Linked DNA regions of Homo sapiens: all the other regions are linked to region 2. Evidence: chromatin loops called from intact Hi-C (ENCODE). Cell type or tissue: Panc1. All regions are shown on one strand.

Region 1 (8,000 bases), 340 kb before region 2:
TAGGCACCTTGCATGGCCCAGGGAGGGGCTTCAGCAGTATATGCACATGGTCATATGTTTTTGTCCTATTTTCAAAAGTAAGACATTTTAGCTGCAATCAGTGAAGGCTGTGTCTCTTCCCACTGCTGACGCCCCCCTCCAATCAGGCCTTCCATCATGTTAAGTGGAAGGGGAGTGAGACTCCCCATGAGAACTTTTGGGGTCTAGCTAAGGACAAATTGAGTTGGGGGCACATTGACTTGAGTAGAATATGTGCATGTGGTTCACAGTAACTTCCTTGGAGAGCTAAGTTATTGCTGTCCTGGTGTAGGAATGACGTCCAGGGATACTTCTACTACCCTCCAAGCAGACTCACTGAGAGCCATGACACCAAGATAGATCATGTCCTGATATGGTCATGTGCTACTACTGTCCACACCACCAGTAGCATGTGATTAGAGAAAAAAATAGATACAGAAGCTGGTCTGAAATATCCTTCCAAATCTCACAACTCATATATGACATATGAAAGAAAATTGATGGAGGAAATTTAAAATTTGGCAACAATTCTAAATATTTACCTGACATGAAAGTGCTTTTTATCTGTATAGCAGGTTGAGAAGCTAAAAGAAACATCTCAAACTATGAATAACACCAAAAAATGTTTAATTAACCACAACAGAGTAGACTCCATTATCTTGAGTCTCTCTATAAAAAGCAATATCAAAAACACTGCTATCAAAGACGATGCAGGCAAAAGATCAAAAAAAAATGACAGAGTATTCCAGGCAGATAATTAATTTAAAATATCATATTATTTTGTGATGTTCGTAGTTTTGTCAACTTAAAAATTGTGTAGCTTGTGATTTTTCTTTTCTACATATCCTCTTGCATACCTAATTTTATTAATTCACAAATTGCATTACTATTCTGAAAGAGGATCCTCCAACTGCAGAACATCAAAGCTCCCCCACCACCAGGACCTGCCCCCTAACTGCACCTGAACTTGAGAATCTTCAGTTTTTCTGAGTGGCCTGGGGTCTCAGAGTGGACATCATTCACAGGGCAGTCAAGGGGATGGCAAAGGGATGGCCACCAGGCAGCCAATCCTAGGAGACATGGGCAAGCCAAGCATGGCAGCAGGCCTGATCCGACCCACTTCTATTGTCTTCATGAAACTAGATGCTGGGGAGACACCTGATCACTGCTCTCTTGCCTCATTTGGGGCAAATAAGCACGACACCACACACACACACACACACACACACACACACACACACACACGGCAAGCCAGCAGGGCCCATCCAAAGGCCTCAGGCAGGAGCTCTGCAGGCACTTTCTGTCCTCCTCTTCTGGAGCCTTACAGCCCACCTTTGACAAGAGATTCAGACACCTTGAATTCCTGTGCTTACCAACGGCCAGGCCAAGGAGAGTCCAGGAATGCCACCTGCTTCCCATGAGAAAGGAATTTCTCACATGACACAGGGAAAGAGTATGCCCCCCAACTCCCGGAATTGGGAGGATGACATGAGACAGGAGGGATGGGAGCAGTGTTTCTAGAATGCTGTGTGTAGGTGCTTATAGAGTCCACATGAAAGATAGAAACAAAGTCCAGACCCTGCACTTGATCTTCGTTTAACCAGTACAATTTATCTTTTCATCTGAGCAAGCTCCAGTTCTGCCAAGTAGTCGCCACTCTATATCCCTGACTCTGGGCCACTGTAGAGTATTCTTGTTACCGGCCAGGACTCAAACTATTTAAACTTGCAAATAGGCTACTTGAGTCTGCAAGGACTTGGGGTGATGCAGCCAGAGAGGACACGAACACGTTACCTCCACTACACTCTCAGACTCTCAGACCATTTGCTTTGGTTCTCAGGAGCTTCTGCCCAGCCCGACTCCCCTTTTGGCCCTATGGAAGTTGAACTTGAGGCTCCAGAGGCAGGCTACACAAGGAGCTCCTTGCTGGCATGCCTCCAAACGGTATCCACCAGCGCCTGCTCCGATTCACGCCAAGGTGACATGCACACATTTGAGCTGGTGAGGTACTTAAGAGGCAGGACTTCTGGTTCATTAAGCAGCGCCCTCCAGGACTACATACCTGATAGGAAGGATAAACAACTCAGTTAGTAAAGACTGTCCGTCATCTCCAGCTTGCCAGGGAAACAACTATCAAGAGCTTTCTTCTGATGAAATATCAATTTCTGTGCATCACTATGCAGCAGTGACTTCCTCCGCCCACCCTCACCCCCCGGCATCCATCAATCTTCCTTACAAAAATGATTACAGATAAATGGACAGTGAAAATCACAACTGCCCCGGGCATCTCTAACTCCCTGTTGCAGTTTTCACGTGCAGCATGCAGTGTGAGTTTTGCCCTCAGAGGGGCTCTGTGTGCAGGCTGCTCTTGCCTTTCCCAGTGGGAAACGAGTGGAGCCTGCCTCTGTTATTCGCTAAATCTTTCCAACATGCAACATAGCCTCACCTTAGAGAATGCTGGACAACTCAATGTCAAAAATAGCCTGTTTCATTGCCAATACGCAAGGCCAACCCTAGGCAACAAGAATGAAGATTAATGCCAAATCTCAATTCCTGGTTCCTCACATCCTCCTTGATTTTTAAAAAAGTGAGGGAAAAAAAAAAAAATCTGAGGTGGACAAGAAGCCTATTTGGCCTCCTGCTGAAAAGATATTAGTTTAATACACATTTTATTAAACATTATTTTCATACATGCATTCTGCACCTAGCATGTACGAGGCCATATACTGAGCATTTTGCACACGTTACCTTTTGTAATCCTTGCAATAACCCTTGAATTAAGTAGTGAGCTAAAAAGAAAGAGGCAGAATGGGCCAGAAATCCAACTTTCTCGGATTCTGATTCTGTGCTGTGTCTTGGTGCATAATTTTAAGAATCATGGGTATCTCCCTTCAAGAGCCTTCCCTACTTCCACCACTTCGGAAGTACATCCTGGAAGGGACCAGGTAGAGGCAGAGCCAGCGGCCAGCTGCTGGGAGGAGAAGTAGAGAGGGCTACTTAGTACTCCTCTTCACCTCTCGGGCAGAGATGATAAAAAGGAAAATTAAAAGGATAAAGGCTTAGATATTCCCAGGCTAAGAAAGGAGAAGAAAACCCAAAGTATATTAATATTAACCAAAAGGTATAAAAATATATCCCTGGCCGGGCACAGTGGCTCACACCTGTAATCCCAGCACTTTGGGAGGCTGAGGTGGGTGGATCACCTGAAGTCAGGAGTTCAAGACCAGCCTCATCAACATGCAGAAACCCCATCTCTACTAAAAATAAAAATTAGTTGGGCTTGGCAGCGCACGCCTATAATCCCAGCTACTCGAGAGGCCGAGACAGGAGAATCACTTGAACCTGGGAAGCAGACATTGCAGTGAGCCGAGATCACGCCATTGCACTCCAGCCTGGGCAACAAGAGCGAAACTCCATCTCAAAAAAAAAAAAAAAAAAAAAAAATATATATATATATATATATATATGTATATATATACATACACACACACACACATATATACATATATATGTATACATATATGTGCGTGTGTGTGTATATATATATCCCTAAATCTGGGATGCTTGGCTCAAATCTGCCCTACAAAATTGACCCAAGTTCCCAAGTTGACATTGTATCTCTTGAGAAAGGGGTCTATTCAGTGTTTAGAACTGTAATATATACACACAAATACAAAAAGTACAGAAGATAATATAATACACACCATGCATTCCCCCTCCAAAAATGAGAAGTATTGTTTCCACCTCTAAAAATCACAGGTTTACTAACTTCTTCTAAGAATCTAGACAAAGAGGCCTTCTAAGAAATGTTTTCGATGGTGCCACCTGGTGGATTCATCCTAAAAGTGCTATCTGCTCTTGCTCACAATTAAACTGACTTAAGAGGACAAATTCTCATACATAATGAGATATTTGACCCACTAATTTTTTCCCCCAGCTTTCCTTTATTTTCTCTCTAGGCATCCTCAGCCTCCCTTCCATTCCACTACAATCAACTGATCCTTGGAGTTCCCATTTCATTTCATAGCCTTTCTGCTGCATTAGAGCAATTTTACAGCAAGATTTACAACAATGTCAGGAATAAAGAAAACTGTTGTAAAATAGCCATGGACAACATTACAAACTGGCAATAAAATCGACCATAATGCACAGCTGGTATTTATGTAAGCCACCTGTTCCATTTTTAGCTACTCCTGATCCCTGCTTTTATCCCATTCACTGTGCTTTGAAATACCTTTTACTTGTCTCCTTCTCCTCTAAAGGTCTTCAGAACTGATAAGTTCCAGAATTTGCTGAGCCCTCATATTGGGGTACCCTTGCTCATCTATGAGCCCAAAGGCCCAACATGGCTGAACTTTGCTTCCCAGTCTTTGAACTCTGCCAAAACCTGGATATTGAACAGAAGAAAAGTTTCAGCAAAACCCTCATGCAACTGCAAGATACATTTAAATATAAATACATATACTCATCTAAAAAAATTAAACAGTCAAGGAACTATGTACTGTTCACCCACTATGGAGAAAATACTAGAGCCATAATTTGTAGGACTGGTTCCCATTGAATGAGCAGCATCTAAGTATGAGCTTAAAATTTTACACATTATCTCTAATTCATGCAGCAACTCTTCAAGGTTGCTTGAATCAATTACTCACTACCTCTGTGACTTCAGTAAATAATTCTATCAATCTCAGTTTAGAAGTTGGCCTATCAGGGCCAGGCGCAGTGGCTCACGCCTGTAATCTTAGCAATTTGAGAGGCTTAAGTGGGCAGATCACTTGAGGTCAGGAGTTTGAAACCAGCCTGGTCAACAAGGTGAAACTCCATCTCTACTAAAAATACAAAAAAAAAAAAATAATTAGCCAGGCGTGGTGGTGCGTGCCTGTAGTCCCAGCTAGTCAGGAAGCTGAGGCAGGAGAACTGCTTGAACCCAGGAGGTGGAGGTTGCAGTGAGCCAAGATAGCGCCACTGCACTACAGCCTGGGTAGCTCGGTTGAAGAAGAGGAAGAGGAGGAAGAAGGAGAGGAAGAGGAAGAGGAGCAGAAGAAGAAGTAGAAGGAGAGGGAGAGGAAAAGGGAGGAGGAGGAAGAGGGAAAGGGGAGGGGAAGGGAAGGGGAGGAAGAGGAGGAGGAAGAGGAGGAGGAGGAAGAAGGCGGCGGCCTATCAACTGTGTGGAATTGTAGTGAAAATTTAGAGTAGCTGTTTTAACAGGTAAGATTCACCAAATGTTTATTCTGTACTAAGCATCCTTATAGGAACTCTCCACATATTAACTCATTTTATATAGTCACAACCAACCTATGAGATGAGTACTATTAATATGCCCAGTTCATAAAAGAAAGCTGATACACAGACAAGTAACTTGCCAAAGGCCACAAACCCGTAAGTAGCAAAGCCAGGATGTGAACCCCCCCAAAAATCATATTCCAGAGCACTCTGTTCTTCATACAGAGAGATATGACTATTATTTAGATCATTAATTTTTTAAAAATCAAGGAGTGAAGTCAGCATAAATGATGGAAATAAAGACTAACAAAACTTCTGTTCTCCACAGAAACAAGGAGAAAGTTGGCAAAGATTATTAGAATCAACTTTTCCAGAACTCTAGAAATTGACCTCTAGAAATTGACCAAAGACTTGTAGCAACTCAAGAAGCATGTATTTAAGAAAACCAGCCAATTCTCAATAAGAACAGTAAGCTTTGTGGCATTTTACCTTGATTCACTCTCATGCCTCACTTTCCTTTCCTGCAGTGGCCTTGAAAAATGACACCCCACATTCCTGGAGCGGTACTGGAGCCACCAGAGTGAGCAGAATGAAGCTGTTTTTAAAGCCTCATTCCCAAAGATTTGTCCTTTCGGAACTGTCTCGTCAGACCTGTCTGGTAATACTCTGGAAGACTCCACATGCAAGATTGTCTGTATTTGACCTGACTTGGAGATTTACTGGTTTCTGGTATTTACAGAAATCTCTGTCCTATCCTTACTCAACAACCAAGCTAACCAAATAGAGACTTCAGTTGCCACAAGTAACAAAGAGTACAGACTTTGTAGAATTAGTTCAAAAAAATTATTAAATATACAAAACAGCTAAAAAATTGCAGCACCAACAATATACTCTGGGGAGGGAGATAATGATTTTAAGAGGTGTCACAATGTATTATTTTAAGTAGTCATCAACAGAAATTACAAGGCATGTAAAGAAACAAAGTATGGCTCTATAATAGGAAATTAAGCAACTAATAGAAACGGTTCCGAGAAAGTACAGACTTTAGTCTTACTAGAAAATACTTTAAAATTGGTTATTTTAAATGTGCTCCAAGAGCTAACAGAATGTGTGTCTAAACAACTGCAGTAAATTATGAAAACAATGTCTCACCAAATGCAAATATTCACAAAGGGATCGAAATTACATATTTTTGAAAAATTTATAGAAATTCTGGAGTTAAAAAGTACAACTAAAATGAAAATTTCACTATAGGAGCTGAGCACAAAATTTGAAGAAGCAGAAGAGAGTATAGCAAACTTGAAGATAGGTCAATTGATATTATCTAGTTTGAAGAACAAGAAGAAAGAAAATGAACACAGCTTTGGAGGCCTTTGGGACATCAGCAACAAAGCAAGATGTAGATTAGAAGAACTTCAGAAAGAAGGGAGACAGAGAAAGGGATAGAAAGAATATTTGAAGAAATAACGAATCAAAACTTCCCAAACTTGATGGAAAACATCAATCTACATATCTAAGAAGCTCAACAAACTGCAAGTAGAGTAAACTCAAAGAGATACACAGTCAGACACATCATAATCAAACTGTTGAGAGAATCTTGAAAGCACGAGAGAGAGACAAGTCATGTTCAAGGATCCTCAGTAAGCTGATTTCTCACCATAAACCACGGAGGCCAGAAGATACTGGATGACATATTCAAAGAGCTGACCAATGTCAACAAAGAATTCTATGTCCAGCAATATTATCCTTCAAAAATAAAGAAAAAATTGGGACGCGGGGGCCCAGAGCTTTCGGGCAGGCCCAGCCATTGAAACCCGAGACGCGGGGAGGAGCTGTCGCTGCGCTCCGGGAGGAACGAGGGCGGCCCTGGGCCTGGCCAGAGCGGCTCCCCTTACCTGTGACTCAACAGGCGGCCTCAGCCTCCATCCTCGGGCTAGGCTGGCGCCGCGCCCCGCCCCGGAGGCTGTCCCTGTGCCCCTGGCGTCCTCCTCCCTCTCCCATTCCTCCCCAGGGGCTGCCCCCATTCCCCGCTCCCCGGCCCCTTCCCCTCCCCCAGGGTCACCACCCAAGTCTTCCCAGCTACCAACCCCTGGCTCCCCAGAGAGTTTGCAAAGATTGTGGGCTCCACCTTCCCTCCTGATTCGCCACCCGCAGGAGAATTTACTATTTCTCTTTCATTTGTGGGGAGAAGACACCGTTAACGCCCCCACCCCCCGCTCACACGCCCACCCTCGCCGGTGCCCCGGGCCTGAACGCGGCACATCTCAACCCCCTCCCACGCCCCTTCACACTTCTATTATTTCTGTTTCTTTGGACAAGAATCATTTGCGTTAATGATTTTTTTTTGAAAACGTTCAAGTTTCACTCCAGTAAGCTTCCTAGAAGGAAGGAGGAGGTGAGGGAGGAGAGAGAAGGAAGAGGAGGAGGAGGAGGCTTTGGCTGCAGCTGCGGCGAAGGCGGTTTTGGCGACTTTGGCGGCGAAAATTTAGACAGTTGAAAAATAGGCCAAAGCACACTGAACCTGCAGGACATCCCGTAATCTTTTCTGCCCATTTCAAAGTCTTTCCCTGTCCTCACCCAACTATTACAGGCCGCTTTTGCTGAAACCTGACAATGTCATTTAGTAAATGTTCAGCTAGTATTCATTTGAAATAGAAATAACCAACAGCAGGTAATTTCTTCTTGGCCTGTTTCTGCGTGTTATCCAAGGGGAGGTGGAATACAGTGGTGGTTTTAAAATGCCAGCAGCCTAGGAACCC
Region 2 (8,000 bases):
GAAGTTTATATTTGTGTCAGTGAAGCATGCATTCTAGAAGACCATAAACAAAGCCATAGCCTTGGGGACCCAGAGAGCAGCCTCCTGAGGGGCTGTCCAAAGTTAGAACGTACTCCTCGCAGGGGACGGAAGTACCCATATCAAACATGTCTTCTGATTTCTTTTATTTCTGTATTCTGATGCTATGACATTTGTGGTTTTGCTGACCCTGAAGGGACTGCCCCTCCAGCGATAGCTGATTCCTAAGAGAGTCAACAAATTGCCCCCCACCCCCAAGTATGTTTTTCAAGTGCAAACAAACAAATCTTGATCTCACACACCCTCTCCAGCATCCTCCTTCATTAGGTTCCCACCCTCCTGAGCCACCATCCATCCACCCTGATCACCCCAGGGCCAGGTGCCAGACAACTAGGGACACCCTGGATGCCCTGGAGCCTGGAAATTCTTCAAATTTGCCAATCCTGAGACTGCTTGCCCTGCCTCTCTGCTCCATCCCACGGAAGGCACAATAAAGACCTCTGACCCATTTTCCCCAACCCAATCACCCTGACTGACCAACCCAATCACCCTGACCAACCCGGTGCTTCCTCTTATGAATGTGCCTCTTCTTTGCAGGAAACTGTAATTAGGATAAGGTGTTTCTTGGTGACAATTATTTCCATATCTGGGGCATGGTGACGTAGCCTCCCCATCTCAATGCTGAGGGAGTACAGAGTAGTCAGAGGCAGGAGGAGGCGGCGCACTGCACTGTGGAAGCTCTGACTGTAAGCAGACACGACGTCTGTTCCCTAGATCACTCCCTCTATCGTCCCCACAAACTGTGGACACCGAAGAGGCACAGAAGCGGTTAAAACCCCTCGCTCACCAGAGGCAGAGCCAAGATTTGAACCCAAGACTCGAACAGCGAACAGTGGTTCTCTTTCCACCTCCTCTGGCTGCTTTCTCAATGGACGCTTTAAAGCATCAACAAGGATATGTCTTTTTTCCTTTCTGGGACCAGTGAGGGCCACACAGAAAGGGATGTCTACAAGGGTGTCACCGCTGCTATCAGTCCCAGAGACCATGCACCATGCACCCCTGTGGTCCAGTTCTCCACCATCCTCCCCAGGGACACCCAGTTATTAGGCCATCTTCAGTAGCCAATGGCCAGTAATAGCTTCTGGTGTCCCCTCTTCTTGGGACATCGGCATTTTAGCAGCACTCCAAGTGCAGAGAGGTGGCCCAGAGGGCAAGGGAGCCTGCCAACCGTCTCCCTGGAAGCCCCGCTGTGCTACGGCACACTGGAGTGTTTTCAAAACGATGTAGCGAAACCACCGCGGAGGTAAAAGGTCGATTGTTCCCAGCCACAGCCGCTCTGTGGGGACGACTTTATAGCGCAGCCCGGCCAGTACCGACAGGGAAAATGGCATTTGGGAAGGGTGGGAACTGCCAGCATCACTCATGCCTAAAGCCGGCCTTCCTGCTCGAAGCCAGGAGGCTTACTAAGGTCTTTCAACCACAGCTGAGAATAAATGAGTTTTTTTCAGAGTCCACATTGAAAGAGAGCCATCTCCTGACGTTCCAGCATTGCACAGATCCCATGGTAGCAAAGAGAAATGAAAATATTAATAGCTTGTGCTATGAGAAGGCATTTCAAGACGGTTCTGATTTTAAATCTGCTTTCACATGGGATACCTTGAGAAGAAATAAAATCGTCTGCTCTGTGTTCCTGCATAATTACAGAGACTCATCGGACACACACAAAATAAAGAAGGTTCTTTTTTTAAAAGCAGAAGTACTATATGCTTCGAAAATGCCAGTGTCATAAAAGACAAAGAAATGCTGCGGAAATGGTCCAGATCAAGGTATATAAAGAGACATGACAGCTAAATGTAGCATCTGCCCCTAAACTGGATCATCTACTATGGAGGAGGGGGGATGCTACAAAGGACATTATTAAACCAAGTGGCAAAATTAGAATACGGACAGTAGATGAGATGAAAGTATTGTATCAATGCAAATTGGTGTCAGTGACTGCACTGTGATGACATAAGAGGTTATCTCCATTCTTAGGAAATACCCACTGGAGTGCTGAAGGGCAAAGGGCCATGTTCCATATAATTCACCCTCCAGTGGCTCCGAAAAAAAAATTACACACAAGCAAGCTGAAATAAAAAGTACACAGGAGCGCCTTGTACTATCTGCATTTTTGCATCTCTTGTCAATTTAAAATTAATTCCAAATAAAAGCTCTGCTTTTTTTTTTTTTTTTTTTTTTTTTTTGAGACAGTCTCACTCTGTCACCCAGGCTGGAGTGCAGTGGTGTGATCTCAGATCTCGGCTCACTGCAACCCCTGCCTTCTGGGTTCAAGTGATTCTCCTGCCTCAGCCTCCCGAGTAGCTGGGACTATAGGCGGGCGCCACTACACTCAGCTAATTTTTGTATTTTTAGTAGAGACTGGGTTTCTGCATGGTGCCCAGGCTGGCCTCGAACTCCTGGCCTCAAGTGATCTGCCCACCTCAGCCTCCCAAGTGTTGGGATTACATGCATAAGCCACCATGCCCGGCCAAGTAGTCTGCTTGTAAATCTCATCTTTGAGTAACTGCAGGCAGAGGGAGAGAATGTTCTACCACTAGAGCATAAGCTGGCAGCATGGGTGGGGACCAGCTTGGGGCCCAGGAGAGGGCTGATTCCAATTTTCTCAAGTCCCACTGGATTTCAGGAGCTGCCCCAGGCCCTATCACAGTGGGGAGCAAAACTGACAGTCTCAGGAGGCTTACAGCCTGAAGGAGGAGAAGGAGGAGGAGAAAATGGAGGAGGAGGAGGAGGAGGGGGGAAGAGAAGAGCGGGGAGGAGAAGGGGGAGGAAGAGGAGAGGGAGGAGGAGGAGGGGGAGGCAGAGAGACAGGCCAAAAATCACACCAGTAGATGGGTCATAACAAACTGTTAAAAGCTGTAAGGGAGAAGTTCAAAAAGATCTAAAACACTAGCTTTAGCAACATGGTGATATCCTATCTCTTAAAAAAAAAAAAAAAAAAAGTAGTTAATTAGCTGAATGTGGTGTCCCGCATCTGTAGTCCCAGCTACTAGAGAGGCTGAGGCAGGAGGCTCGCTTGAGCCCAGGAATTCAAGGTTACAGCGGGCTTTGATTGCACCACTGTACTCCAGCCCGGGCAGCAGAGTGAGACCCCATCTCTTAAATTAAAAAAAAAAAAATCTTAAGGCAGTAAACTGGGGGGGCTGATATAATTTGGCTGTTTGTCTCTCCAAATCTCATGTTGAAGTGTAAACCCCAATGTCGCAGGTGGGTCCTGTGGGGGGTGTTTGGGCCATGGGGGCGGATCCCGGGGGTATGGCCTGCTTGGTACTGTCCCCACCACAGTGGGTGACTCTTTGAGACCTGGTTGTTTAACAGTGTGTGACACTCTCCCTCTCTCTTGCTCCTGCTCTCGCCTGTGATGCTGGCTTCCCACCCCACCCCCCGCCCTCCGCCATGATTGGAAGCTTCCTGAGGCCCCCACCCAGAGGCAGGTGCTGGTACCATGCGCTACAGCCTGCAGAACTGTGAGCCAATTAAACTCATTCTGTTTGTAAATTATCCAGCTGCAGGTATTTCTTTCTAACAATACACGAACGCCCTAACACAGAGCCCTATGAGAAAGTAAAACCAGAAACCTGAATTAGAGTGTGTTTCTGGAACACTAAAGCAAGAGCTGAGGGAGGCTTGAGGAGCGGGGCATTTGAGGGGTGGTCTTGAGGGGCTCGTTGAAGCATTTGCCCGAGAACACGCAGCAAGAAAGCGGCGAGGGCAGCTCCCAGGCATCCCAGATTGAGCAATTAGGTGAGCGGAGCGCCAGTCACTGAGAGGAGACCCTGCCGGGAGCCTCGCTCAGCTCCAGGGGTGCTGTCTACACAGCAATTTCCTGCACTCGTATTTCATGTTCATCCACCTCCCCCTCTCCATCTGGTCCCTATGGACACGTCGGCTCTGGCCGACCGCTTGCCCTGGTGCAGAGGTTTCCCACTGCCCTCACCTAGTCTTCTGTGCCGTGGCTGTGGTGCCTTTCTCTTCCTCAGAAGATGCCCGATTCCAAAGCTGCAGCCCTCAGCGATGCCTGTCAGCAGTCTCAGGGGTAGGGCATGGGGGACTCAGCACTTTCTCTTAAGCCTCCCAGGTGGATTCAAAGCTCCGTCCTTTGGGAGCCCCAGCGCCTGCAAAGCTGCGCTGAGGGAGGAGGTGGGGCCTTGGGTGGAACAGTCGGGAATCCTGGGTCCCGTGGCTCCTCCTTGCCCCTGGAGCCAATGAGGAGAGACACATCCCAAGAAGGCCCCAGGCTGGGGCAGCCCCCTCAATCGGGACACCACAGCTCCTAGGACCTCTACTGCAGACCTTGGGGTCTCTGGCTTGGGGCAAGGAGGCCCTGGAATCAGAGGCCTGGTTTGGAATCCTGCCTCCACTTCCCCACCTGTGTACTGGGGACACCACAGTCCCTCCCTAGTAGGGGTGCAGTGAGGGCTCAGTGCGTTTGTTCTCATTGCCGCCCTGTGTTTATTACTATCGCCATTACGGCCTCATCCTCCAAGGAGACTGCTGCTGGAAAGGCCGTGGTTGCTGCGTGTGTCCCGCAGCCCCCTGCAGCCAGCGTCTCCTCGGCCCCGGCCCGACCCTGCCGTCCCTGCTCTGCTCCCTCAGCGACCGCAGACCCCTCACGCACATGCCCAGCCCTGCAGTCCTACTCTGCCACCCCAAGGGGCTTGGGCTTCAGTGGGGGCAGCGTGCGGGGCGTGGAGAGGGAGACGTGTAAAGCCCTGAGAGGCTCTGCAGCCACAGTCCCGCAGTCAGCGTTCCCTCTCGGCCAAGCCTCCTGGCTGCACATCGTTTCCCGGGCATCTCAGTGAGACCGGCCTCGGCTCACAGCGGCACGTTGTTTTTACACTTCGGGGACTCTGGTGGGACCGCGGGAAGCCAGGAGGCGGGCGCGCCCCGGGAGCCGATAGGAAAGTGCAACAGCGCCATCTAGTGGCCGCGCGGGGAGGCTGCGGAGCGCGCGCCGCGACCCGGGATCCACCGTCCGCAGGAAAACGTGTTCCCTCCGATGCGTGGTCACAGCGCGGCAGCGCGGCCTTGGGAGCTTCTTAAACAACAGGTTAGCTATCGCTGCCGCCTCAGTAAGAGAAGTCAAGGCCAAAACGCTTAAAGGATTTTGACCTATTCGGCTTGGTGGAGAGCGCTAAAAGGGGACGCTATAGCGGGATTCTCAGCTCTCCTGGGCTAGTGGGACCCCCGGTGCGCCGCCGCCGATGGGGTCTTAGGGCCTGTCTGTCTGGGCTAGAGCCGGCCCGGGAGCCTGTTTGCGGGGAGTGCGGGTCAGCAAAGCTGTCACAGAAAATCCTCCTCCAAAGGAAGGAAAAAACTGTGTTCTCAGGGAAGGTACCCTACAGAGCGCAGGTCCCCACCCCTGAGCGTGCATCGGCGTCCCCCGGAGCGCTTGTTGAAACAAGGATTCCCGGGCCTCCCTGAGGCTGTGATTCGCAGGTCTGGGGTGAGAGCTGAGGATCTGCATTTCTAGCAAGTCCTCTGTTGATGCTGATGCTGATGTTGCTGGTCCGGGGCGCACCTTCAGACCCACTCTTAAGCCTCATGGCTATTTAAGCTGGGCTACTTCTTCCTGAATATTTGAAAATTCCCGTGGTCTACACTTACCCTGCTCCACCTACAATGGCAGAGTTCCAGAGCCTCAGTGTGGGACTTTTCAGGAAAAGCCAGAGAGGCGCTTTGGGGGCATGGGAAAGGGGGTACGATGGAGCTGAACGTGGAGCTCTCTCCCACCCGCTGAGCTCTGGCAGCCCAGATCCACCAGGAGTTGAAGTCGGACCCAGCCCCAGGCCTGCAAAGGCTGTTGGTCCCCAAGGCAGCATCCAGACAGTCAGTGAGGGCAAGATGCTTACACTCTGGAGGCTTACATTCTGTGGAGGACAGGTCTGAGGTCATCTGTGCAACATAAACGCTCGTGGATTTCCACTACCTTTACAGACAGAATTGCACTGGCGACATTTTATGCTAGAGATTTATCGACACAAATGAGAAGTTTCTGTTCTGATACAACCACCATGATTTCATGAGAGGGTTGGTTCTTCAGCCTGCAGTCTGTGGGTCTCTGGCTAACACTTAGGCCAACAAGACCACGTGTGCATTCAGTCAATCGGAGGTGAGCAGTGCTCTTTAGTGCCGTCCTGTTACATTCCAGCCAGTCAGACAGCAAGCGTATTCAGCCAATCAGAAGTAAGCATTGCTGTGCACTCCATCCCCATCACATTCAGCCTAATCAGACCACAAATGCATTCAGCCAATCGGAAGTGATCACTAGTCTGAGCCCTCACCCACCGGGATCCATAATATTGTTATACCTGTTCTATTAATTCATAAATGGCCTTCATTGATGTGGCCGTTAATATGTGCTGTAGATCAGCTGAAGAGTGATGTGCCTGCCCTAGGAACCAACTGTTCATCACAAATGTATGCCCATGACAAAAATGTATACATCAGGCTGGGCACAGTGGCTCAAGCCTGTAACCTCAACACTTTGGGAGGCCGAGGCTGGAGGATCACCTGAGGTCAGGAGTTCAAGACCAACCTGGCCAACATGGTGAAACCCCATCTCTACTAAAAATTCAAAAATTTAGCCGAGCATGGTGGCACGTGCCTGTAATTCCAGCTACACAGGAGGCTGAGGCAGGAGAATCGCTCGAACCCAGGAGGCAGAGATTGCGGTGAGCTGCAATTGCGCCCATGCACTCCAACCTGGGAAACACAGTGAGACTCCATCTCAAAAAAAAAAAAAAAAGAAAAGAAAAAAGAAAAAAAAGTATACAAGCAAGAAAAGTTAACACCGCCGGAGTTGATTTATCCATTAAGTACATAGGCATCTTGTCCAAGGCCCAAGGAAATATTTTAATTTATTTTTTAGAAAAGTAAGTAAATACAATCTGTCTTGGAGTATGTTTGTCTTTATACTAACACAGTGCCAAAATATATTTTTTAATATTTTTATGGAGGAAGGGGCCTATGAAGGCAAAAGTCCCTAAGGCCCAAGGAAGTCATGCTTCAAGCAAATAGGAAGAATTGGATCATCCTGAAGGCCTGTACAGCTCTAACCATCTGTGGTTGCATATAACCATTCTCTTTTCCCTCCATTATTACAAAAGATAGTAGACTTCGGAGAAGGAATGTGTCAGTCTGGACTGTTGGTTTCAGGGGCAGAAAACCAACTCGAATTAACTTGGGCAAAAGCGGAAGATTTTTAACTCTTGTCACTGAAAACTCTAGGAGTAGTTCTGGCTTCAGTCAGAGCTGGGTTCAGAGACTCAGTAAATCCCAAGTTCCCAGGTCTCCCCATCTCTCAGCTCCCATTCCACTTTCTGGCCCTGCCCTGTAGTCACAAGATGGCAGCAGCTTTTTCACACTTACTTCTACTCTTTTCGGGCATCTGAGGTTCATTCTGTCTGGACCAGCTCAAGCCAACTTGCCACCCTGCGTGACCCAGGAGAATCCTATGCTCTGACTGGCTTAGGCCTGGGTCACCTGCCTTATTCTAACCACCAGGTAAGAGGCAGAGAGGGATTTCAGGCAAAAATCGGGCTATTCTGGAAGTGGAGAAAATGAATGCAGGAGGCAGATGACACCTGCTGGATGGACTGCCCTCTGATCTGCACTGTGGAACAGCTGCTCCACCTTACAGCTGAGACGCCTCCACCTACATCAGCTTATTGCACCACCTAGCAACACCAGGACTAGGATATCATCATCCCCTTTTCACAGGTGAGGAGACTGAGGCTCAGAGAGTCAAACTTCCCACCCAAGGTCACCTGCTGTGAACACAAAGCCACATCAACATTCCAGCTGTGTTCTGCCACTTAACCAGACTCCCAGTTCTGTGTTTTCTCTTTGTTGTACAGGAAGTGAGGAGAGAGGATGATCACAAACCTGAGAGAGGAGGAGGAGAAAACACAGGAAGGATGAAA
Region 3 (8,000 bases), 240 kb before region 2:
CACTCCAGCCTGGGTGACAAGAGCAAAACTCAGTCTAAAAAAAAAAAAAGAAGAAGAAAAGAAAAAGAAAATAAGGGTGGAACAATAGGGAGGTCAGCATAACATAAATAAGTTAAGTTTTTTAAAAATCTGGAGAACAGAAATTAAATTAATTAAATTAGATATTGATAAAACAAAATTTACAGTGGAAAATGCTGTTGTCCTAATTGGCACATGGAAAGACTAGAGGAGAGGTTAAAGCCACTTTTCCTGGAATGGAAACTCAAGGAACAGGAGAGAAAAGGGGCACATGGGCAGGGGCTGGTGGTTCAGTGCCCCCCTCAAACACTGAGACTTTCCTGCTCAATTTCTGGGCCACTGGAATCAGGGTTCATGACTTCCAGACTAATACCAGGGGACTGTACCCTAATAGCAAGTGAGTGAGTGACCAGGAGAGAATGATTGTTCCTGGGATGGGCGATGCGTCTCTGCTGCAAAGCTCCCCATTTTGCAGCATGGAGGGTGTTTGGAAGAATGTGTCTCCTCCTTCAACCCCACATACCCCAAGAGAAGCTGTTCTTTTGTCATATTGACCTGTTGCTATGACCCGAATGTTTGTATCCTCCCAACATTCCTATAATGAAACCTAATCTTCAATGCAATAGTATTAAGAGGTAATGCCTTTGGGAGGTGATTAGGCCATGAGAGCCCTGTCCTATGAAAGAGGCTGAGGAAGCCTGTTCACTCCTTCCACTATCTGAAGACACAGCAAGAAGGTGCCATCTATGATGAACAAGCCTTCACCAGACACCAAATCAGCTGACTTTGATCTTAGACTTCCCAGCCTCTAGAACTGTGAGCAATATATCCTGTTGTTTATAAATTACCCAGTGTAGGGCATTTTTTAAAGGCAGCCTGAACAGAAAAAGACACCTGTGTACAGGAATAGAAATGTTCAGTATCACAGGAAAGCCAAGCCAGAGGACTGTGCTCACCAGCATGTTTTTTTATTTATAAATTTGAACGGATGGCCAAGAATCAGAGGGTCTATAAACAAAGCAATTAGCGTGAAAGAGAAGAGCTAAGATGAACAAATGTCCAGCATTTAACCCCAAGGGGAAGATTTCAGGAAACAGAAGAGAGCTGTTAGTATCCCCAGGGAAAAACAACCAAACTTCTTGAATCTATGAAACAAAAGCAGAAACATTCAGGGATTAAGTGAGTTCTTGAAAATTAAAAATATCATGACTGAATATAACAAAATAAATGTAGGATTAGAATATAAACTCTAAGAAATCTTCATAAAATGGGTCCAAAGATAAAGAAAAGGAAAAGAAACAAAATAGAAGATCCATCCATGAAGATTAATAGCCACCTCTTTTAAAGTTAGAGAGAAAAAATTCATCAAAACCTACAAAATTATCAAAGAAACTTGAACTTTCTAATTGGAAGAGTCCATCTAATGCTAAGCAGGATAAATGAAAAAGTGTAAAGAAATCTAGAATCCCAGAATAAAGAAACTGTCTTCAATATATAAGAGAGATGGAAACATATATTTATAAAGACACTAGAATCAGATTGGCATCAGATTTATCGGAAAATTAACTGCTATAAAATAATGAAGTCATGTCTTAACAGTTATGAAAGAACGTTAGTTTAAACCAGAATTCTATATCTATTCAAACTATCAGTCAGGAATGAGTGAAATAAAATTTTTAGGCATGCAGAAAACACAAAAGCTTTTAAAATTACTTGAAAATATAGTATACTCAAAGAAAATAAAACATTCCCAGAGAGAATGAAAGAAAACATAGAATCCAAAACATAGAGAAACTAACTTAGAATAAAATAAAATAAGTACTTGGCATCAATGCTATGTAACAAGCCAGGAATTGATCCAAAGAGAAGGGAAGTTAAAGCACGCTTAGAAAAATATTTAGAAAAAAGTTATTCCATTCAACAGTATGATTTAGCAGCTGAAAATTCATAGAAATGTCATAGGAAGGGCATATGTTTCTTTTCTCAGAAAAAAAGAAAAATACAAACTAAATAGCATCCATGAAAGTGTTCAAATACAAAATATTTTGAGAGCACATGTCATAGATAAGCAAGAGTCATTTTCAATGATTAATCTATAAAACCACTGCCTAAAAAGACAAATTCAAATGCAAGCCTGTTGACATTTTTGTCTGTTACTAGTTCTAGTCGTACTGAGGCCCCGGCAGATAATGAAAAGTGTGCTACCTTGTTCCTAATGAAAGGTGAAGGGAGCCCAGAGGCATTGAAACACTCAGGCACCCGGTATTCCAATTTAACATATGTTCCTGACACTACCAAGACTGCAAGCTAAATATTACAGCTAAGGTCCCTTCCAACTTTAAAATACTATGTGCATAAGCTGAGGTTTTCAGTAGTCTGTTCTTGTAGCATGAGAGTGCTCATTTCTTATTTCCCTTTAATTTTGTTAGACAACAGTTGAGATTCCAGTTTTATTATTGTTTTTGTTATAAAGTTGTTGTAAGTTGTGTTTATTCAAATGAATGTTTAAATTATTCTATAAAGCATTATTTGTAAAGGGCTTATGCAATGCAGAATTAGAAAACTTCTGGCCACTGGAACAACAACCCTCAGCTTCATGGCCAGTAAGGATTTTGACTACAGCTATGAAATGTCATGGAGCGGCTGGGTGTGGTGGCTCACGCCTATAATCCCAGTACTTTGTGAAGCCAAAGCAGGTGGACCACTTGAGGCCAGGAGTTTGAGACCAGCCTGGCCAACATGGTGAAACCCCATCTCTACTAAAAATACAAAAATTAGCCAGGTGTGGTGGCGCATGCCTGTAATCCCAGCTACTCAGGAGACTGAGGGAGGAAAATCGCTTGAGCCTGGGAGGTGGAGGTTGCAGTGAGCCGAGATCGCACCACTGCATTCCAGCCTGGGTGATAGAGGGAGACTCTGTCTAAAAAAAAAATTAAAAAAAAAATAACCTCAGTGGGAACCTGGGCTTGAGTAGCACGAACAGAGTAGACACAAAATGGAAATAATGCTGCCTCCACATTGCATTTTCTATAGCTTTTTATGTTACTCTTTTACATGTTGGAATCGGTGTCTGAGCCCGTGTCCAATGCCTGTTTAGATTTTGCATTTGTGATTGGCATATCTCTTTCCCTCTGTGCCCCTGAATTGGTCTCAGTCTCATACTCCTGTCTTCTCTATAAGACCTTTGACTTCCCTTTCATTTTACACATCCCCCTTGCTGCCATCTCTTCCCCTGGACTGTCAACAGAATATAATCAAGGGCTATATATTAAATTCTTTATTTCCCAATAGTTTTATATTCATAATTATAGCTTTTAATTTGAGTCTTGAAAATAAATTAATAAAGCAAGCCTCTAGGCTCAATTGCCTTTTTAAAAATATATTTTTAATTATAAAATAGCTTTAATTTAAAGAAAAACTTCAGATAGTACGAAGAGTTCCCATGCACCCTATCCACAGTTACCCCTATTGTTAATGTTTTCTGTTGGTAGGGCACAGTTGTCATCATTAATTAACCAATATGGATACATAATGATCAATTAAGGTCAATCCTTCATGCTAATTTCCTTCATTTTTACCTAGTGTCTATTTTCTGGTCTAGGATCCCATCCAGGACACCACATTTCATTTAGCTGTTATGTCTCCTTCAGGTCCTCTGGGCTATGACAGTGTCTCAAGACTTTCCTTATTTCTTATGACTTTGACAGTTTTGAAGAGTACTGGTCAGGGGTGTTGTAGAATGTCCCTCTGTTGGAATGCTTCTGCTATTTTCCTCACGATTAGATAGAGGTTATTTGTTTTGTGGAAGAAGAGCACAGAGGTAAAATCCCATTCTCATGACATCATATCAAGGGTACGCACTATCAGCATGGCTTATCACCATGGATGCTGGCCTTGAGGCAGAGTTTTCAGGTTTCCCCACTCTCATTTTTTCCCTCTTTTCATAACATATTCTTTGGAAGGGAGCCACTATGTGTAGCTTGAATTGCCTTTTTTCTTTTTTTTTTTTGAAACAGGGTCTTACTCTGTTGCCCAGGCTGGAGTTCAGTCGTACAATCGTAGCTCACTGTAGCCTCGACCTCCTGGGCTCAAGCAATGCTCCCACCTCTCAAGTAGCTGGGACCACAGGTACATGACACCATGCCTGGCTTTTTTTTTTTTTTTTTAATTTTTTGTAGAGACAGAATCTCCCTAGGTTGCCCAGGCTGGTCTCAAACTCCCGGACTCAAGCAATCCTCCCACCTTGGCCTCCCAAAGTGCTGGGATTATAGGGATGAGCCACTGTACCCAGCCAAGTTACCTTTTATTAGGCCTTCAGTTAATTTGCTTTTTCTGTGGATCAGCAGATAACAATACAAACTTCATCATGTATTGGAATTATAAATGAGATCACCCCACAACTGTAGATTGTGAACCATGCGGGACAGTTGGAAGAAAAGTACAATTCAAAGGAAAAGCAACATTATCTGATTCTCTGCCACCAGCTATAACTATCAATTGACCTTGTGAGGCAACTTGCACTTGTTTTACCTCCTAAACACTCTCAGACAACAATCCACGTCTGAAAAATGTGGTAACTCTCTTGATGAGCTTCTGCTTTGGTTCCTAGAAGAGTTTAGCTTATGCAATCTCTGTTCTGTGGCAATCCCAGCTTCTGGAGCAGCACAGGTAAGTCCTGGACATGAACAGAGGGTGGCAGAAAGAGGACTAAGTAAAGAATCCTAGCGTCATACTTCAATACCACGCAGGGAGCACCTTGATTTACTGGATGGAAATAAATCAGACCATTCTCTATGTCACAGGATTACTGTAAGCATCAATTCGGATGATATAATTTGTTTCACAAACATGAATATTTAGGTTAATGACAATGTACCTAAGCACAGCTAACCAGGAAAATATCATGAGGCACCTAGGGTTAGGAGGCATTGCCAATTCAGCAATTAGGACTTTCTGTGTACTGAGTGATTTGAACACATGCTGTCATTTAAGCTTCATAATTGCTCAGGGAGCTTATTATATTATTACTATGATTATACCCACATTATAGATAAGCACATTGAGGTTGGTCAGGCAAGTGGTCAGAGTACCAGGTATTGAATTCAAGAGTGTCTTACTCCAAATTGCATGCTCTGATAACCCCTAGTACATTGAACACTCCCAAGCATTTTTGCCCCTCCTGACAGTGTGCATGAAAGTGAATGAGGACAAGCAGCAATTCTACGTGGGGATTTCCACAGTTTTAATGATACCCATATAATTGCCAGCATGTATCCAAACTGATGGAATTTGGTTGATTTTTTTTTAACACACCTATTCAAATTCAGCAAAGCTACTGTTGGCTTCCTATGTGATATTCTTTAAAACTCTGATTTAACTTATTTTTTTCTTTGCATTTCAACCCCTGGTGCAGAGTTTAGGAAGCTTTCCTTACTAAATGTTTAGCTGTTAATTCTGAGGTCTGAGGCACCATATCTGCTGTGTCTGGGTAACAGAAGCAGAATTAAATATTACCAAAATAATGCTCCATGGCTGGGAGGATAAAGAACTTAGACACACTGATCCAACCTGCTGGAAGGATGGCTTGATGTAGCCACGGAATTTGGATGTAGATCATCTGAATTCCTAGAGTGCACCCAACTGTGGTCACCATCATTGCAGCAGCACCACCTTATGAGCCCTGAAAAGGCAAAGATTCGCCAGAGGTGTGCTGGAGGACAGCCCATATCACATGTATCCGCTCCGGACTCTAAGGCCAGTGACATCACATTGGTAGCATGAAATCAACCATGGAGGGTATATTTACACCACAGGAATCAGCAAATGCTACAAATCAGGCCCTTTTTTTCAGAAAGCTGATTATTAAACACTTACCAGCATACTACTGGTTTAAGTTCATAGACTTGGCAACTTTTAATGTGGCCTGATAAAACCTAAACCAGTCTGCTGTGCCTCATTCAGGCTCACTCTGAGATACTGGTTTCTTGTACATTTTATCCACCAAGTTGGTCACTCAGCCCAAGTTTGCTGAGCACTTAGTACGTGCCTTCTTGTGCACCAGATGTAGTTCCACTGAGCAGCAGCCAGATTGACCAGAATCATTACAGAAGGGCCGAATGTCCTAGGCAGGGATTCAAAGCTAAAGTCTACAGTGCATGCATCATCCTCGTCACCGTGAAGCAAAGACTGGGTACTGAGATTTGTGTGGTTTTCAGTACTGCTCATCAATTTATTTCAGGCAGCCCCACAATACTATATGATGAAATGCTTTCCAGTTATACTTTTTAAAGCCGCTACTGCATGGACATACTGTACCGTGGGAGATTCAAGGGTAAATCAATCAAAGACACATCCTCGAGGGGTTCATCCTCTACAATGGGAAATGTAGCATGGACACAGTCACCTATCATGCAGAATAAAAAGTGACAGGCTCCCAAAGGGACACCCTGCTGGATAAATGCCATGGATAAAATGCCATGTGGGTTCTGAGAGTAAGACACTGCTTCCACTTGGTGGCTGAGGGAAGTCAGGGAAGGCTCTTACCTGAAGCTTGTGGCCCATTCCTACAGGAAGAAGAAGGTGTCCTTCCATAAGGCCGTTTTAAAAAGGGAGCGGGAAACAAATGGACAACACAGGAACCTAGAGACATTTGCTCTTGCCCTTTGATGATGAGGACATCAGTCTAGATGGTGACAACTTCTACATCAAATATATTCAATTGTTACAGAGTTGGTTTCAAAAAACACTCAAAATGAATTTTTCTTGCTTCTGCCATTTGATCCAAATCCCAGATCTAAAATTTCTGTAAATCTGAATGGAACAAGACAGCCTGGAGCTAATGAAATTGCAAAGGTGACCTAGTGGGGCCGGAGGTGATCTTAGGAGGGTGCTGTCTCTCTTGTGCCACCATCTCCTGAGGGGAAGGTATTTGGAGTCTCTTCATTTCTGACCCCACAACCAGACGGAAGGAAGGCTGACCAGCCCAGAGTCCACCCCATTGGAAGTCACTCTCCAGTCTCCTATGAAAACTGACTCCAGGGTCTTCATCCCACTTCAGAAGGAACATTAAAAATTGAAAGAATTTCATTTGATGCCTAACTCACTATTTCCAAATTTAAATATTTGTGACCTCTCTGATCTTCAGTCCCCCTGATCCAGGAAATGAGAGGTTTGGACTCACCAATGCATAAGGTATCGTGCTGTGCTAACGATATAAAGTAAGTTAATTCATTGAACTGAGTTGGTATCTTCTGTTTTTTCCAAAGTGGTAATTCTGAGTAGCTCTCCAGATTCATTATCCAATTAACTAGTAGAGTTGTAAAACCTTGCATTGGTTCAACAAAGCATTTTTCTGAAGGGAAGTACTATTTAAATCAAAAAAGTTCAGAGATATTTGCCCCCTTCATCTCTGGTATTCTCTTGATGCCACTGTTGTTTCTGCTTATCCACTGTTCTTGAATGCCTGGAGTCATTCTGCAAATAGCCATTGCTTTACTAGATCATCATCACTCACAGAGAATAACCAGATGTCCTCTGAGCCATTTGTCCAAAATGACAGTAATATTTTATGAAGGGCAATGACAAGCAACATGTTTCTGAATTTCATTTAGCATATTGAGCTTAAACAGTGCAAACTAGAGGTCCAGTTCTCCTCCAAGATTACCCAAGGGGAGGAGAGAGGAGCCACCGTGTGTTGAGGACTTACTGAGTGCTGGATACTGTGATAGTTACTTTGTATATATTGCCAGTTCATTCATTTGGAAAGGTGGGGATGAATACAGTGGCATTCAAAAATCATTCCAAGGTACTTAAAGTTGTAAAGAATAATTCAAAGTAAGCAAAGGATAGGGAGGAGGAGGCATTCCAGAAAACAAATAGGAAGTAGAGAAAAAATAAAAATCCATCTATTTTTAAATAATAAATGTCTGATATGATTGAACAATTTATAAATATTCATCTATGACACTGGACTTCCAAGACTT

What was found. Hi-C counts contacts between places; a loop is a spot of excess contacts. Peaks named below come from ENCODE experiments on the same cell type or tissue, not always from the same donor. Only the 100,000 strongest peaks of a DNase experiment are listed, where the experiment ranks them.
Region 1: a loop joins it to region 2, with 6 times the contacts of the local background. A loop is called at or near these places in 6 of 110 quality-filtered maps.
Region 3: a loop joins it to region 2, with 2.4 times the contacts of the local background. A loop is called at or near these places in 5 of 110 quality-filtered maps.

What each region holds. Positions count from the first base shown.
Region 1 is chr15:98,081,370-98,089,369 of GRCh38, forward strand. LINC01582 (long intergenic non-protein coding RNA 1582) reads right to left here and starts at 7,384. Exons shown (of 4, transcript NR_120325.1): 1 at 7,329-7,384; 2 at 4,253-4,405; 3 at 2,465-2,531; 4 at 1,610-2,080. In Panc1, CTCF peaks have their summits at 3,893 (motif pointing left) and 4,094; a DNase peak (open chromatin) is centred at 3,852.
Region 2 is chr15:98,416,797-98,424,796 of GRCh38, forward strand. It overlaps LINC02351 (long intergenic non-protein coding RNA 2351), which reads right to left and starts at 4,202. Exons shown (of 3, transcript NR_146567.1): 1 at 4,013-4,202. RefSeq lists enhancers at 1-144, 4,208-4,783, 5,048-5,157, 5,361-5,936. In Panc1, CTCF peaks have their summits at 4,996 (motif pointing left) and 5,227; no DNase peak of the experiment used is centred here; H3K4me3 peaks cover 1,420 bases.
Region 3 is chr15:98,181,551-98,189,550 of GRCh38, forward strand. No RefSeq gene overlaps it. Among named protein-coding and RNA genes, the nearest start is that of LINC01582, 97 kb to the left of the region's middle. In Panc1, no CTCF peak of the experiment used is centred here; no DNase peak of the experiment used is centred here; H3K27me3 peaks cover 1,261 bases.